Regions from separate parts of the Homo sapiens genome. Here regions 2 and 3 are each linked to region 1. The links are chromatin loops, found by intact Hi-C in ENCODE. Cell type or tissue: CD4-positive, alpha-beta T cell. All regions are shown on one strand.

The links. Peaks named below come from ENCODE experiments on the same cell type or tissue, not always from the same donor. Only the 100,000 strongest peaks of a DNase experiment are listed, where the experiment ranks them.
Region 2: it touches region 1 in a loop (10-fold over the local background); 9 of 110 quality-filtered maps call a loop at or near these places.
Region 3: it touches region 1 in a loop (12-fold over the local background); 2 of 110 quality-filtered maps call a loop at or near these places.

What each region holds. Positions count from the first base shown.
Region 1 is chr11:130,130,976-130,133,475 of GRCh38, forward strand. All of the region lies in intron 11 of APLP2 (amyloid beta precursor like protein 2), which reads left to right. Among named protein-coding and RNA genes, the nearest start is that of ST14, 28 kb to the right of the region's middle. In CD4-positive, alpha-beta T cell, a CTCF peak has its summit at 1,459; a DNase peak (open chromatin) is centred at 1,466.
Region 2 is chr11:129,880,705-129,883,204 of GRCh38, forward strand. NFRKB (nuclear factor related to kappaB binding protein) reads right to left here. Exons shown (of 27, transcript NM_001143835.2): 9 at 2,418-2,500; 10 at 1,747-1,927; 11 at 1,382-1,490; 12 at 1,023-1,149; 13 at 739-804. Among named protein-coding and RNA genes, the nearest start is that of NFRKB, 14 kb to the right of the region's middle. RefSeq lists a silencer at 950-1,244. In CD4-positive, alpha-beta T cell, a CTCF peak has its summit at 1,077; a DNase peak (open chromatin) is centred at 1,097.
Region 3 is chr11:129,116,812-129,119,311 of GRCh38, forward strand. The region is part of intron 5 of ARHGAP32 (Rho GTPase activating protein 32); the gene reads right to left. Among named protein-coding and RNA genes, the nearest start is that of ARHGAP32, 74 kb to the right of the region's middle. In CD4-positive, alpha-beta T cell, CTCF peaks have their summits at 986 (motif pointing right) and 1,202; a DNase peak (open chromatin) is centred at 990.

The DNA of each region.
Region 1 (2,500 bases):
GGTCTGTCTCAGTGCCAGACTCCACACTGGCATTCAGTGCTGCCGGGTTGACTCCCTTGAGTGCCCTTGAGCAGCTCACACGCTAGTGTAGAGATAATAACTGTAAAGGTGAAGAGCAGGTGTTTTTTTGTCTGTTTGTTTGAGATGGAGTCCCACTCTGTCACTCAGGCTGGGTTGCAATGGCACCATCTCAGCTCACTGCAACTTCTGCCTCCCGGGTTCAAATGATTCTCTTGCTTCAGCCTCCCAAGTAGCTGGGATTACAGGTGCCCACCACAGTACCTGGTTAAGTTTTGTAGTTTCAGTAGAGACGGGGTTTCACCATATTGGCCAGGCTGGTCTTGGGCTCCTGGCCTCAGGTAATCCGCCCACCTCTGCCTCCCAAAGTTCTAGGATTACAGGTGTGAGCCACCACTCCCAGCCTAGAGCAGGTGTTCTTAGATATACAGAGTTCACTTCAGAAGCTGGTTGTTTTGGGGAATAAAAGAACTCAGGCTTCTAAAGAGTGGGAAGAACGTGGAAAGGGGCTGGGTTGGAGACCCTAAGGGGCATCTGGTGTGGGCCTGGAGCTCAGGACTTTGCTTCACGCTGGATGTAGCAGAAGAGGAGAAAGTCCAAGAGGCCTGGATGGAAAACGCATGCATCTTGACAGGGCCTAGGCTCTTGGGGTCTACTTGATTTTTTGAAAAGACTTAATCACTTTCCAAACTTTCTGGTTTAAAATTAAATTATCGTGTTGTATTCTAGCCAGTTTTGTGTGAGAGTAGAAGGGAAGGAGAGATTTTGATCAGTATATTAAATTAATAGAGAATTCCTGCAAGTGAGATCAAGCTTCCACACCAAGTAATGTGGGAAGTAGAATGCTCCCATTTAAACACCTTTGGGGAGAAAACCCAGCTCTCCTGTCTGCTACTTACTACCTGCTCTTAGCTTTAATTCTGGCAAAGCTTACCTTCTGCCTTGTTCCCTATTCTGTTATCTAAACACCAGAAAAATTTGCAGATATTCAGCCTGTTGTAACTTGTGCCATGTCTGCTTGTCTGGATATGAGTGAGATGGTGCTTTTACCCCCATACTATAGCCAATGGTTTGCTGTAGAGACACTAATTTGCAGTCTCCCGCTCTGTGGTTCTTGTCCTCTGTGAGTGTATGAACCTTCCTGTCTCACACGGCTCCCGGTTCCTCTGGGAGGTGTAGCAGGACAACACTTGCTGAACCCGTGGGTGTTGCATTTTGGCTTCATTTGCATTTTTTCTTCAAGGCACTCACTCTTGTGCTTTCCTTGATTGACAGAATGGCAAATATAAAATTAAATTGCTTTCATCCTTGCTTTGAAAGGTCAGAGAGATGTCAGTCTACAATAAAAGCATCTTTCCATTTAGCTTTTTTTTTCATTTTGATCCTTCATGTTAATGGCTTCAGGCCCACATAATTAATCCACTGGTTTCCAGCACCCTCTTTAGGAAAAGCTTGGTAATTGCAGGTCTAACCAGGCGGGGATGACTTAGCTTGAAAAGCTTGTGGGAGCTACAGCAACACACCTCGCCGTGTCATTGGGGTGGATGCTAGCCCGTCACCTTTCACTTCCATCCTGGAAAACTGTAAAAATAGTGACCACTTCTAATGGCCTTTTTTTTTTTTTTTAAATAATGAATAACCTTAGAACTTTTGCATTCAGAAAAGGCAGTGAGCTACGGTAGATGAGTCTTCCTTTATCACCCCCTTAAAATCAGGTTTATTTATACCTCAGCATGAGTTTTTCAAAAAATAGCAATTTAGTTAAATAGGAATAAACTAATTCTTTATTTACCACAATAATCATTTAAGCAATTGCTTCACTAAGCAAAATCCATAATGGTTCCCTCTGTTGCCAAGTCTGCTTTTCAGCCAGTAATTTCAGTCTTTTTTAATCCCATCTAATCTGACCAGTGGTAGAAATCAACTGACTCTTCTTTCACTCAGCAAAACCTTACTGAACATTCGGCATTGTACAAATTAGAGTTCTTTTTTTTTTTTTTGGCTCAATATAATTAGTAGTAAGTGCCTTGTATGAAAATCCAGTAGCTAGTGGCCATTTTTAAATAAATTGTCTCTTAATTTGGAGCACTTTCCAGATAAATTCTCATGTCAGCTGGGGGAATTATACAGTCTTTTTTTTTTTTTTTAAGACAGGATCTTGCTCTGTTGCCTAGGTTGGAGTGCAGTAGCACAGTCATAGCTCACTGTAGCCTAAACCTCCTGGGCTCCAGTGATCCTCCAGCCTTAGCCTCCCAGGTAGCCGTGACTGCAGGCACACAGTACTATGCCTGGCTAATTTTTGTATTTTTGGTGGAGACAGGGTTTCATCATGTTGACCAGGCTGGTCTCAAACTCCTTCGCTCAAGTGATCCTGCTGTCTCACCCTCCCAAAGTGCTGGAATTACAGGTGTGAGCCACCACGCCCAGGCTGAACACGTTCTTATACTTTAGCAGTCAGTAAATATGGCGTGAGGATTAATAC
Region 2 (2,500 bases), 250 kb before region 1:
CCAAACAGACCTTAGGCCCTACGAGAGGAGCACACTGTCTCAGAAGCCATTGTGTCCCCCAGCACCTAACAGTGCCTGACACCCAGAAGCTGAATAAATGTAATAAATAACGAATGAATGAGTCTACCGTTTTCATAACCTGCTCTCCATACGCTTCTCCACAGACCACTCAGCACAGAGAAGTGCCTGTGAATTTCAAGAAGAAACCAACACTGGATTTCTCTCTTTTCACCATCACCAGGTAACAGCCTCCAAGTGACTTCAGATGCATGTTATGACAACTTACACACTAAGTGGGCTTTATAAACTTAAAAATAACAACCCTGTTCTTTAGAAACAACTTATTCGGGGCTGCTGCACACTCTCCTCAATAGCAAAGCCCATTTTTAGGAAAGAAAAAATTTATATTACAAATTAATCCAAAGTCATCTGTATGATTAATATAAATGTCGATGCTCTTGCAAAATACCCTTGCAGATTTAAATTTAGCCATCACCAGACTACATCATACAGAAAGGCTATTCCTTCCATCTCAGCTTTGGTCCAACCAGAGGAGTTAGTTAACCCACCTTGAGAGTACAAAAAGGGTGTTGAAGGACTCCTTCACAGAGCAAAATAAGGTCTGATATTGCTTTTTAAAACCAATCTGCAGGACTATATTGACTGGAAGGCAAATAAACTTAGGGGAAGAAATGGGAGAACGAAAACCTGTTGGGGTAGGTAATACGGATCACTTACCAAGCAACTTCCACTGCTGGGTTTTCTCTTTGAATTCAACAAATGGAGAGAAACTGGAAGGAACAGCTGCAAGAAATGGACCACATAAACAAACCATACAGGTGCGTCCCTGAGCTCCGAAACAGCTTTTGAGTGTTCCACAATGTATTAGAAAAGCAGGAACCTTCAAGGCATAGCATTATGCAAAGGCATGATGGATTACACGAGCAAAGCTGCAGTTTATTCTAATAATTAATTAGACAAAAGGGGGAAAAATACTGACCCTACAAAAAAGAGCATCTTACCTCGACTTTCTCCAGCAAGATACTGCAGGGCTGGTAGTACCAACTCAGCCCAGTTGGGGGCCGCAGAGAACCAGCTGTTGAGGGAGCTGGCTGGCGATGACTGCCAATCCAAAACTCGCTCCTCTAGCTGAGGGAAAGCAAAGGCAGAACCCAGTCAGACTTCTCTTCCACACCAGCAATTCCACACAAGTGCCACCACAACCTGCAGTATATGCATCCGGTGTTTGTCCGAATCACAAAGCAAGTTAACTACAGAGCGTTGAGAGGAACTCAGAGTTCCACTTCTCAAGCTATAGACCATTCAGGATTTGAACACTTTGAAAACTCTAATGTACCTCCAACTTTTCCAAAACGCTTACCATAGGAAGGCTAGCCTGACTCTCCAGCAGCAAGATCTCTAATAGAAGAGAGAAGAAGCTGGAAGATATTTCATTGATTCCAAGGCAAGGCTTGAGGTCTTCAAGGGGCCTAATGAGGGAAGAAAAATATAAGAACCAAAAAGACCAAGAACACATCCCTAGATTGATTCAGGCGCCCAAGCCTCCTAGCAGTCATAAAAGAGTTCAAGAAAGGAGCAAACAATATATTTTCCCAGCAGTATCCCTGGGACTTCAGGTCTACAAGTCCAACATACTTACAGCTACGACAAGCCCTAGGGGCCAGGGCACAGCCTATGGCTTACCCATTCACCCTGAGAATTACAGAATCTCTGTTGCTCACTTACTCTTCCTTGATAGCAGGAATTGCCAGCGGAGAGGGGGCCTGTGAGAGAGGTGCGACCCCTTCAGTACTGCTTAGCGGCTCGGCCAGGTCCTCTGCCTCTGATTTGATCGTTTTTATTTTCTTCTTCTTCTTTTCCTCTTTTTCCTTAACCTTTTTTTTAAGGACAGCCAAGTCATATAAGGCTAGAAAGGCAAAGTAACACCAGTCACAGAAATGTATCTCCTACACAGGGAAGTGAGGGGTCTTATCTGCATATTCTTTTCCCAAGGCCCACCAAAGACAGAAAAGTCTCAGTAATAAAACACTCAATGAAACCAAATTCATTGAGTGATTTATAGCTTTATTTTTTTTTGAGACAGGATCTCACTCTGTTGCCCAAGCTGGAGTGCAGTGGTGCGATCATAGCTCACTACAGCCTCAATCTCCCCGGTTCAAGCGATTCTCCCACCTCAGCCTCCCAAGTATACAGCTTAATTTTAATATTTATTAAAGAGCTGATGCTCTGTTGTACTGATTTTACATTCATTTCCCACCTGTTAGCCTGTAAGAGGTAATAATAAAGGTTACCAGCATGAGAGAGGCCATGGTTTCATTTATTTTTGCCATGTTATGGGCTCACGCAACTTAACACCATAGTCAGATGAAGGCTCCTAGAGGGGCCCAGTCATTTACCTGCCAGAGAGCCCTTCCTGCCAGCATTTACTCGAGTCATGATGTCATTGAGAGTCAGGTCCCCTGTCAAAAGGTCCGGGTGA
Region 3 (2,500 bases), 1.0 Mb before region 1:
CCCACATTTTAAAGATGATTATTTGACTTTACCTAAGTGCTTCCCTAGAACTTCTGCCTTTCTCTAAAGCCCTTTAAAATGTACTGCACAATTATTATGTCATTTAATTCCCATAATACTTTATGATATAGTTAGAATAGATATATTTGTTTCTATTTTACAAATGAGGAAACTGACGACCAGAGACATTAAGAATTTACTTAAGATCACAATGGAAATTACTTAAGGTTACACTGCAGTATTATGTATCATACTTTTTAACCTTCAACTACATTAAAGATGCGAGATACTCTAGAACCATCATTTACTCCTTTTTGTTAAAGTATTAGTTGAGTCAGTCTATTCTTTTCTAGCAATACAAAAGAACATGCAGAATGGCTCTAGTGTCAGGCCGCCTTGATTCAAATACAGTCCACAAAACGGTTTAAGAACTTGAGTAAGTTCTTAAACTCTTTTTACCTAAATTTCTGTACCTGAAATTGTTGTGGAGCGTAATTGAGACAATGTGGAAACAGTATTTGATATAATGCCTGGCTCAGACAAAACATTCAATAAATATTGGCTTGTATTTTTATTGTAATTCTGATTACTACTTTTTAAATGAAACTTCAGGCTTTTAAAATTGTTTGCATTATTACCCCTCAATATTCCTACACTCAGGTCAAACTTTACTACTTCTTTCCGCCTTCCCAGCATCAAGGCAGAAATGCATGTAATGATAGAAAGCCATGACAGCATTTTCAAGTCCCTTGCAGGCAGCTTGCATATAGAAAGCTCGAGACACAGATATTAAATTCATACTTTTCCTATTCCTTATTTATACAAAAACCTGAACTCTACCATTCAGGTTAATTTAACTTAATGTTTTGTATGAAATTGGATAAAAAGAAACACATCAAGTGATAACTTCAGATAACCAGATGATAAAGAAAATACAAATCAAACATATCCTTTTCCCCCCCTACACACTAGATGGCGGTACAACACAAAGCACAGCAGGAACAGCGCTGCCTCAAACTCATCATTTCTTTGCGTGTTACAAGAGATTCCCCCCGCTTCTTACTGAAAAATATTTTGTGAAATGTGAATTAACCTTTGTTTTTGGACTGCAGAATAATACAACAGGGAAAATAAGTGCAGTAACAATAAATTTGCAGAATTTTAAACTACATGTGGCTTTACTTAAAACAAAAAGCCCCTTCTAGTAATTATTTTTTTGTGAAATTTAAATTTCTCTAAACTAAACATAAGACATTTATGAATCAAAACCTGTAGAATTTGGCCAAACTACTATTCACAGGAAAATATCCAAACTTAAATGCACTTACTAAAAAGTAATACCTAAAAACAAATGAATCATTAACAATACCTGTTGCATTCTATTTCTCTAAAGCAGAGATTAAGTAGTATATGTTGTGTAATATTAATATTTGACAAAGTTGGTTTATGACGAAGCTAGTTTTTGAGAGGCAAATCCTAGTAGGCAATACGCATTATTCTCAACTCTTTTCTGGAAAAAAAAATATAAGAAAAACTAAACTTTCAATTCAAGAAACAAAAGGAAAGTTTATGCTTAGAAATTAATGGTATGAAAAATACAGAAAAAAAAATTTGGTTGATCAGTAAAACCATAAGCTGGTTCCTTGATAAGACCAAGATTTAATAATATCTTGTGTACAACTTATAACCCATGAATTTAAAAAGCTAAATTAAATGAACAATTTTTAAGAAAATATAAATGATAAAAATTGATCTAAGGAGATACAAAAGAACCTAATGAGCAATAATCAAATCATAAGTTGAAATGGTAAGTAAAGATGGCAAAGATTAAGTCCCCAGTTGGGAACCAGTTTCAAAAGGTTTTAACAGGAAAATTCTACTAACCCTTCAAAGAACAGGTAATTCCCATTTACACAAACTATTCCAGTGCATTTATTTAAAAGGGGTGGAGAATGGGATAGGGGAGCAGAAATTCCCCAGACTTAGGCTAGTGGGACAAGTATAGCACACAGGTTAACTTCACCAACAAACACAGATGCAGAAATTATAAAATCTTAGTAGAGTGTAAAAAAGGAATTTGTTTTTAAATATATATATAACTCAGCATAATGTGTCTCAGGAATATAAAGATGTTTCAACAAGCTACTTCTATTACATGAGCAATTATCTGTACTAATTTTTACAGATATTAATAGCTTATTCAAGCTCCATGGAAGTAGACTAAAATAAGAATATGGCATGGTACAACCTATCCTCCCCCGTGCTGTTATATCTCTGTTCCTCTCCACCTTATCACAACCTCAATCAGAACTCATAGTTCATCTACAATTTCTTAGCTTGAAGGAACATTAGCTGTCACCTAGTATTCTAGGGTATCTAGGAACCGTACTTCCTTTTCAGTGTGAAGATAAGGAAAGCAAGACCAAGGCTAACTGCACCAGCTGGTCATACCCATTCTACACCACACCAGCACCTTTCTCCTCAGCATATTATCTCTCCT